Linked DNA regions of Homo sapiens: region 1 is linked to region 2. Evidence: chromatin loops called from intact Hi-C (ENCODE). Cell type or tissue: ovary. All regions are shown on one strand.

Region 1 (5,000 bases), 84 kb before region 2:
GACACCCTATTCAACAAATGGTGCTGGGATGGTTGGCAAGCCACATGTAGAAGAATGAAACAGGATCCTCATCTCTTAACTTACACAAAAATCAACTCAAGCTGGATCAAAGACTTATATCAAATACCTGAAATCATAAAAACTCTAGAAGATAACATTGGAAAAACCCTTCTAGACATTGGTTCAGGCAGAGACTTATGACCAAAAACCCAAAAGCAAATGCAACAAAAACAACGATAAATAGATGAGACTTAATTAAACTAAAAAGCTTCTGCACAGCAAGAGAAATAATTAGCAGATTAAGCAGACAACCCACAGAGTGGGAGAAAATCTTGGCAATCTATACATCTGACAAAGGACTAATATCAATAATCTACAAAGAACTCAAACAAATCAGCAAGAGAAAAACAAACAATCCCATTCAAAAGTGGGCTAAGGATGTGAGTAGGCAATTCTCAAATGAAAATAAACAAATGGCCAACAAACATATGAAAAAATGCTCAATATCGCTAATGATCAGGGAAATGCAAATCAAAACCACAATGTGATGCCTTCCTACTACTTCAAGAATGGCCATAATCAAAAAATCAAAAAATAATACTTGTTGGTGTGGATACAGTAAACAGGGAACACTTTGACACCGTTGGTTGGAATGTAAACTAGTGCAACCACTATGGAAAAAAGTGAGGGGATTCCTTAAAGAACTAAAAGAAAATCTACCATTTGATCCGGCAATTCCATTACTTGGTATCTACCCAGAGGAAAAGAAGTCATTATAAGAAAGAGATACTTGCACACGCATGTTTATAGTAGCACAATTCACAATTGCAAGAATATAGAGTCAGCCCAAATGCCCACCGATCATTGACTAGATAAAACACATACACACACAAACACTATGGAATACTACTCAGCCATAAAAAGGAACTAAATAATGGCACTGGCAGCAAGATGGGTGGAATTGGAGACCATTATTCTAAGTGAAGTAACTCAGGAATGAAAAACCAAATATCATATTTTCTCACTCATAAGTAGGAGATGAGCTATGAGGACACAAAGGCAAAAGAATGATACAATGGACTTTGAGGATTCAGTGATAAGGGTGGGAGGGAGGTCAGGGATAAAACCTAGTCACTATGTACAGTGTACATTGCTCAAGTTATGGGTGCACCAAAATCTCAGAAATCACCACCAAAGAACTTATTCATGTGACCAAACACCACCTGTTCCCCCAAAACCTATTGAAATAGAAAAAATAAATAAATAAAAGTAAAAAACCTGTTATCAATCCCAAAATAAAATTATCAGTTACCCCCCAAAAAGGATTTATCAAGAAAGATGAGATGGAATTGAAAGGTATATATGCAATCAACAGTATGGACAAATAATATTGAATACATTTTTTCCCTTTCATACACCCTTTTATTCATTTTTCTGTTTAATCATCTCTCGCATATGGAGACCTAGCATTTAAGGGAATTATAGCCACTACCACCTTGTTTTCAAGGCCATAATGAATTTGGAAATGTGGTATCCACTTATGAGCTTCCATCACATTTTGAGCATATGGCTCCATGAAATACCGAAAGCACTTTGGGATAAACTCCATACAGTCAGGAGATCTTTCTTAATACCATCTGGCAACTACTCTGTGCTTACTCTTTGTCCCACCTTCTAAACGTTTAGATGGGCAGGTGGGAAGAGCAGTTGCCACATTATTGAAAGCCAGTGTTCTAGTATCAGAGGGCCATAGCAGGCCCTCTGGAGCAACATCTGGAATGTCCACAGGTAACCCTGTCAATCTCTGGGGATCACAGGGCATCACTTTCCTCTACTTCTCTCTCTATGTGTGTCTCTGCAAGCCAACCTGATTCTATATTACATTTTCACAAAGTACCATATTCTAAATTTAGCTTATCCAGGGAGATGATATACTTGATTCACTTTGGGGGAGTGATCCTCTGCCTGGTAGGCAGAATAATGGCCCTCAAAGAAGTCCGCTCCCAATCCCTGGAATCTAGAAATATGTTGCTTTACAGGGCAAAAATGGATTTTGTAGATATGATTCAGTTAAAGGTCTTGGGATGGGAAGATTAGCTTGGATTATCCAGGTGAACCTAATCTAATCTTATGGCTTCTTAAAATTGATGAGCTTTTCCAGGCTGAGATCAAAGACGGAGATGTGCCTACCCGCAGATCCTAGATGGCCATGTTTGCAACAGAGGTGTGTTAATTTTCTATTGCTGACGTAACAAATTACCACAAGCTCTCTTGGAAGGTTAGTGGAAGGCAAGGATTGGCATCTCTAATATAATTATACAGGTAATGATGAGCAGTGCGAAGATGTGACTCCAAAGCCTGGAGAAGGACAGACCAGCATCCCTGCAAGAGATCCAACTGTCTTCTTTTCCGCAGAGGTCCATAATTTACATGGGCCTGACAAAGAATACTGTAACTTGCAGAAATTATCTTCAGTTCAAATCCTTCATTTTGGGGGTTAAATAACTTGGTAAGATAATGAGATTAATATTATTGTAAAGATTGCTAGAAAGAATTGTAACAGTTCATGTATGTGCATAAATAACAACCTTAAAGCATGTTTTGGGATGAGGTGCAAAATGAAAATTGGGAGAGGGACTTTAGTAGCAGTAAACAGAACTTGAGAATGGAATAGATGCATACTCTATAGCACACTGCAATAAATAGAATACATTTTAAGTTCCTAGAGAAATTTTTGAAAATGCCACATTCAAAGCCATCAATCCCTACTCAATTAGCATTTCATTTTGATTTTGGTACTGAAGCCCAAGATGTCGAGGGAGCGGAAATACTTGCTGGTCTTGCAGCGGCTGTGGAGCCTGGAATCCTGCCAAGAAGAGCATGTGTGAGAGATCAAAATGTTTGCTTACATTCCTCCTGTGAAGGGAGTTGGGAAATAACCTAAGAAGCCCAATCCAAAAACAAAGATGTACCATCCAGTCTTCTCTGTGAGAACCAAACTACAAACCATCTGAATGTTCCAAAAGTGTTTTGATGATGTATTGATGTATTTTAAATTATCCTGAAAATGTTCTTGGCAGATGCTTAAACATGTAATTACTGAGATGATGTAGAAATACCAAGTGTTTATTAAAACAATACAGAGTAATACAAATGGTATGTTTGTCGCAATATAAAAGTATCTAAAAATTAAAGAGTTCTTTAATGGTGGAGATTGTTTTCCTTTTTGAAGTTAAAATATAAATTTTTGTAAAAAGCACAAATTATTACTATTTATAGCTAACATTTATGGAGTGCTGACTATGCTCATTTTTGAGCATACATTGCCTCATTTAGTGCAATGTTTAGCATTAACTTATGAGGTAAATGCCATTGCCATGCACATTGTACAGATGAAGACATTGAGGTTTAGAGAGATTGCATCAATTTCCCAATGTAACACAGCTAGTGGTGGGGCCAGGATTCCACGAAGCCTAACTCTAGAGTTTAATAACCTAAAGAATAATAGGTAATATCCTTGCCACTCTCAGCATGTGCCAGTTGCTGTTCCAAATGGTTGGTTCAAATTATGTACTCATGTAAACCTCAGAATAACTCTATGAGGTAGGTTCTACTATTATTTTCATAGACACATATTTTATATGTCTATGTCAGCTTTAAAGCCACTTTTGAGTTTTTTAGCATATTTTTGAGAACACGTCAACTTTATTTCCGTTTAAATTGCTTGAGACACACCATGATTGTTGATACAGTCTCTGGAAATTTTATTCCCAGCTGCGTATCTCTCTGGAGCCTTTGACTTACTCCCATGTGGGCGGGAGGTGCTTTGCCTCTGGCCACACCTGCCATCCTGGAGCCTCCTCACCCTAGTCCTGGGGAATCCCTTCCCTCTCCCCAGGGTGAGAGCATCAGCTTGTCAGATATCACACCTTTCTTTGAATCATCAGTTTGGGGGCACTTCATTAGTTATCGTCTGGAGAAAAGGTACACCACGGCATAAATTTATTGAGATCTTTTATGTTTCTATTGGATTTCTACTCTGCTGTGATGATTTTCAATTCTCAATTGCCCTCTTGGGCCCCAGAGTGCTGGCAGCTGGGCATGTGTCTTCTGCACGGAAACTTCCAAAATCATCCTTTGAAAAATCTGACCAGCCCAAGAGAAAATACCCACCCTTACTGACATTATATTCCCCAGCAATTAATCCCACCAGAGAGTTCTATAGCAAATCTCACATGACACAGATGCCACCCATGTATTCAGAGCTTCCCGATAGCTCGTTAGTGCCCCATCCTGCAACAGAAGACAACCAAGATCATCAGAAATGTGGAGTGATTCCAGCTTTGTAATAGGAAAGATAGAAACAAAGCAAAGAAAAAAGAAGTTAGAAGAAATAATCCATGAAGTGAAAAAATACAAAATGTTTTTAAAAGCTGTTATTATTTACAAAGAGAAAAGATATATGCATGAAAGAAGACTATGATATCATAAAAAAAAAAAAAAAATCTCTTGAGAATTGAGCGCAGGCGCGGTGGCTCACGCCTGTAATCCCAGCGCTTTGGGAGGCCGAGGCGGGCGGATCACGAGGTTAGGTAATCGAAACCATCCTGGTTAACACGGTGAAACCCCGCCTCTACTAAAAATACACACACAAAAAATTAGCCGGGCATGGTGGCGCGCGCCTGTAGTCCCAGCTGCTCGGGAGGCTGAGGCAGGAGAATGGCGTGAACCCGGGAGGTGGAGCTTGCAGTGAGACGAGATATCGCGCCACTGCACTCCAGCCTGGGCCAGAGCGAGATTCCGTCTCAAAAAAAAAATCCAATTATAAGCGTCTTGGGAGAAAAAAGGCAAAATCCAGGACTACCCAGGTAACCAAGTAACTCCAAAAGCTTGTTTGCATTAATCTTGCGAGTCTATAGCCAAAAATCTATTTGACCTTATAATAATTTCATGTTTAATAGCTCTGAAAGTTTTCTATTAAGGCCTAGGAGAATTTTCTT
Region 2 (5,000 bases):
AATATCTTTCAATATAACACTGTTCATCATTTAGCATTAATAAACTCACCCTGAGATTTATAATTAATATCTGAGTCTTCCCTGAGAGCAAAGTATTTGTAATGGCTAAAAACAACAATAACAACAACAAAACCAGGGTAAATCAGGTAGCTTAGTAGAATGTTGAATCATGAAAGAAGTAACAACAAATTGCATGCACTTCACAATTTTTTCTCATACCCTTCTTTACTGGGACTAACACTTGGGAAGGAACCTTAATCTTAGTGCTAAAGCAACAGCTTAGGTTTTAGTATTTCTCTTGCTGGAGAACTCTACTGTTGAAGGAGATAAGTCATTTTAAGCATCTTGCTTATTTTTTCTCTTCTTTCTTATTTGGGTCCTTCTTTTATTTAATAAGCAATTGTAATGTTTAAAAATGTAAGCAATCTCACATATATGCAGCCAAGATATGTTTCTAAAATTATGCCTAAAAAATGTAGGTTATTACAATGATGTAAATAATCCTTGTGCTCTTTATCTTTTGATAAAAAGAAATGCTCAGTTTCCCAGAGTCTTCCTGTTCCCCAATTCTCTCCCAGGGCATCTGGGGGAAGGAAGACTTTCCCACCTCCTTGCCTAGGTGAAGATCAGCTCCTCATCACTTGTGATGCTCCTCTTTCCTTCAGTCTTCCTGACAATGCCTCTCTCTGCCTGGGTGCTGCTCACCTACTGTACTTGTAGCAGAGGGCCTTATCTGGTGGAGCTCATGGTCTGGTTTATTTTGGTTGGCCAGAGCCCAGTGTTGCTCTACTGATCACTTAGCTCACTTTAGCTCTAGTTATCACAACAAACCCCATGTCTCTCTTCTGGCCTCCTGCTCTGATGGTCCATCTCAAGCTGAAGATCTTGATACATTTCACCAATTCAGACCCTGTGAATGGGAATGTTATTTGGCTCTCAAGTCACCTGATTGCTCAGTCATTCCCCTTTGCCCTGCTTGCTCTACCCTGCAAAAAGGAAATGAGATATTTAATTTCTGCCTTGGCCTTGTAGTGATGGAAAGCTGCCTTGAAAAGCTAAACTCCATGCCTAACTTCTGTCTAACCACACTTTGTTGCCACGTTAAACTCTGGTATGGGTCTGCCCTAGATTGGGCAGAAGGGCCTGTGGTTGGGCTATTTACATAGACCCAAATAAGACTCCATAGCTTCCTCTTCTAGAGCATCCCCTCTTTCCTAACACTCATTCCTGGCTAAAGTCAAGCAGAAGACATGAAGACATTTAGATATGAGTATTTTCTACTTCTCCTTCTCCCTTTTTCCCTCCCATTCCACAACCCCCTACTACCAGAGGGATGGACTTTTTCCCCTTCCTCTGTGTCACATTCTCTTCTTATCATCATACAGCAAGCCCTGGCAGTCACAGGCAGAAGGGATAGGTGTTACCATTGTGTCAGAAATCTGAGTCTTCTTCAGCCTTTAAGAAAAAAAAGAAAAGGAATTTAGAAAATTCTCTACCCTAAACAGCTTGGCTTTTAAGCTTATTGTCTTGCTTCAAAGTCCTATTTTAAACATCGGGGAGTAAATAGCAATAATCTTGATCGATATTTCTCTGGCCACCAATCATATGAATGTTTCGGGTCAATTGAGAAGAAGGTCTTAGAAGGAGATAATGTCATAGAGATATAAAGAAGTTTAAACCAGAAGGCTAGCCTTGGATCTGGGTGGAAAATTCCAATGTCATTTATATTTACTTTTATTGCCAAAGCTGAAGGTCATGGTTGTTGAATGAAAACATCTGTTTACTCTCTTTCTGGACACCCATTTCTACCATCACTCTTTCTGAACTTTGTTACATGTTTACTGAATAATTTGTAGCACTCTTATAACTTCAGGGTACCACGTGCAAAGTAAGTGAAAAACTCATGGTTTTTTAGGAGTCAAGCACTCCCAGACATGTGTTATGCATTAGTAAAAACACGCAGTCACGCTTCCTGTGCATGTGCACCATGTTTGCACTGCAGCCAAAAGAAAAGGAAAAAAAATGCTTTTCGTTCTATGTGGACATGTTCCAGGTAGAATGACACCACACATTTCAACTTTATTTCAAAACTTCTGCCTTTAAAAGGAAAATAAAGAAAGAAATGTTTATTCTTAATCTTATGGGATTAAAATCTACCTCGAACACCACACAGTAATTGGAAAGACCCAAAGGACCAAGCCAGGTGCATAAGCCATGGGGTCAGAGTTGCCTGTTTTCTTCTGAATTGTTATGATTAGAATAATTAAACAAGGAAGTTTAATAGCAATTTAATAGCTTGTTGACAAAGTTATACAAGCTAAGTTTAATATCTGTTTGGACACCTCATGTCAAATAATATTCTCAAGAATCTGAAAAGTTCAGTAAAGTTAATTGTAAGGCCAATTTGTAAAAGTCTTCTAGAACTAAAAAGATAATTAAAAAGAATATGTAGAACAAGAAAATAGTAGGAAGCAGAAGTAAAATAATATAATTTTTTTCTCTATCATAAACTTAAACATCTGCTTCCATATGTTTATTCTATAATCTCAGAATTACATAATTAGTTACTCTAAATGTAACATCAATATTACATGATATTCTGTAAAAAATATAATGAATTCTAAGCATTATGTCTTTTGAAAATGAGAACCTGTGCTTTATAAGACTTTTTGGACTTTAAATCTCTGTAGGAAAAATAAAAACATTTCCATTGTACTTTGAGGATTTTTTAAACAAAAAATTACAGCTAGATGGTATTATTTAGTCTAAATTATTTCACACATGATAAAATTAAGGGCCCTCTGAGATTATGCAATTTTTTCAGGTCACATGTAGTTGGTGAAATATCTAGAATGGGAATTCTGTATTTTCTTATATCCCTTGCTAATATGGGGGTCTGATCACAGGTTCCTTAATTCTCTAGGTTATTGCGTATTTGGATTAAATTACTGGGTTAACATGATAGATGAATAATCATGCCTCCTGTGCCTCCACCCAATGAAGCCAACAATTACTACAAAAGCTAGTATCCACAATATAAATTCAAAGGCCATAGTCAGAATAGATTTTTCATCTGTATTGAGAAGCACAGTTTTTGAGGCATACCACATACTCTAGCTTTTGAACCATATGCCAAAGGAAATATGAAAATACTTTGTTATCTCTCCTCTCTATGCCTTTTTCAGATTAAAGAGCTCTACTGACCATCAGGAAATGTTATCATTCCTGAACAGACCATGTAGAATTGTCTTTGCCCATTGGAATTATCCTACTTCTCCTAGACACATCCTGCACCATTACTACTGCTCTTTCTCTATCCAGGCTTCTTTATGAATGCAACATATTGTATAAAAGCGGTCTGGAGAAAGCACAGGGCATCCTGGTATGCTTAGTGTGAACAAAGGAAACGTATTGCAAGTGTGGATGGAGTTAGCCTGTGGGAACAGTTAATGAGGAGGTCTAGTCCCATGTGTTATGTTGCTTAATTAAGAACTGCATATTGCATGGCTAGGTGCTGTGCATGAAAATAGAATTTAGCTTTAGCTACCAAACAAGCTCCCAAGTAGACAGAATGGAAGCTTAAGGCTGTTCCACTCACCCTATCTTTTGACAAATGCAGTATCAGAAACAATTTTATATAAGAAAAAGGAAACAAGAAGAAACTAAAATGGGGCCTATAAAACAATACTGCAATATAAGGGGGGGAAGACAACACCCGAAAACATAAAAGAACATAACTTTTTATAAGAAACAAATCATAATTTTAGAAAGCAATTGGTTCATTGGTCTTCTCCAGGTGTATGAATAGAATAGCCTCTATGAAATGGATGCTTTGACCCATTACGGCTAAAGTAAAGGCTGAGCTCCAAGTGGAATCCCAGTGAATGAACAACTTACACAATAAACTAGGAATATAATAGTAAAAACAAGCAAGCAAACAAGCCAACAAATAAAAACTCAAAATGGAAATAGTAAAGACCAGAATTGACACTCTTGACGTCAAATCAGCAATCTGGACAACTTCTAGATACTTATCAAGAGACCCTAGAACAGGACAACAAAACAAAAAGATACTTCTTGAACCAAAATAATAAAAATCAAAGATATAAAAAATAGATGGTAGTAGTTTTTCATTTAATTAATATTTTGAGTACCCATTAGTCTTTAAGCATATATATTGGGCAAATTTAAACACAAAAAATCAGGATGGCTTAATAAACATCAAAGAAGCCTGAGACCTGACAGAGAGGATAATTTTTTATGGCCAGAAGGAAAATTGCATAGTCAAGGAATACCTTAGCATTAGATAATATAATATCTTAAAAGTTAGAATCATAGAGAAAATGAGAAGTCATCACTTCAAGGAACTTGGAAGTGCCAATCTAATCTAAGGGAGAGGAATGCATAAAGGTCGGGGCATCATCCATAGTGATACCTGGGTTCCAAGTTACAGAATACTAACTAAGAGTGGCTTAAGCCCTTGCTACTCAAAGTGAGGTCCACAGACCAGCAACGTGGGCATCACTGGGGTGTTTATTAGAGATGTTGAACCTCATGGCCCACTGTGCCTACTGAAGCACAATCTACATTCTAACAAGATCCCCAGGTAATTCATGTGCACATTATTCATTCATAATCAGTCGTATACTTCAGGGGCCCCTACCCAAGGGCCACCAATCAGTAACAGTCCATGGACTATTAAGGAACCAGACCACACAGCAGGAGGTGAGTGATGAGCGAGCTAACAAAATGTTATCAGTTTTTACAGCCGCTCCCTAGCGCTTGCTTTACTGCTTGAGTTCTGCTTTCTGACAGATCAGCAGAGCATTAGATTCTCATAGGAGTGAGAACTCTATTGTGGACTGCACATGCAAGAGATCCAGGATGTGCACTCCTTATGACAGTTGAATACCTGATTATCTGTCACTGTCTCCCATCACCCCTAGATGGGACTGTCTAGTTGCAGGAAATCAAGCTTAGGGCTCCCACTCATTCTACAT

Evidence for each region. Peaks named below come from ENCODE experiments on the same cell type or tissue, not always from the same donor. Only the 100,000 strongest peaks of a DNase experiment are listed, where the experiment ranks them.
Region 1: a loop joins it to region 2, with 5 times the contacts of the local background. A loop is called at or near these places in 3 of 110 quality-filtered maps.

Annotation. Positions count from the first base shown.
Region 1 is chr4:99,298,147-99,303,146 of GRCh38, forward strand. It overlaps LOC100507053 (a long non-coding RNA gene), which reads left to right. Exons shown (of 10, transcript NR_037884.1): 8 at 2,153-2,224; 9 at 2,323-2,509; 10 at 2,805-3,210. Among named protein-coding and RNA genes, the nearest start is that of ADH1A, 9.7 kb to the left of the region's middle. In ovary, no CTCF peak of the experiment used is centred here; a DNase peak (open chromatin) is centred at 2,855; H3K27ac peaks cover 2,143 bases.
Region 2 is chr4:99,382,166-99,387,165 of GRCh38, forward strand. It overlaps LOC102723576 (a long non-coding RNA gene), which reads right to left. Exons shown (of 5, transcript XR_939020.3): 4 at 1,327-1,455. Among named protein-coding and RNA genes, the nearest start is that of ADH1C, 32 kb to the left of the region's middle. In ovary, no CTCF peak of the experiment used is centred here; a DNase peak (open chromatin) is centred at 1,986; H3K27ac peaks cover 3,459 bases.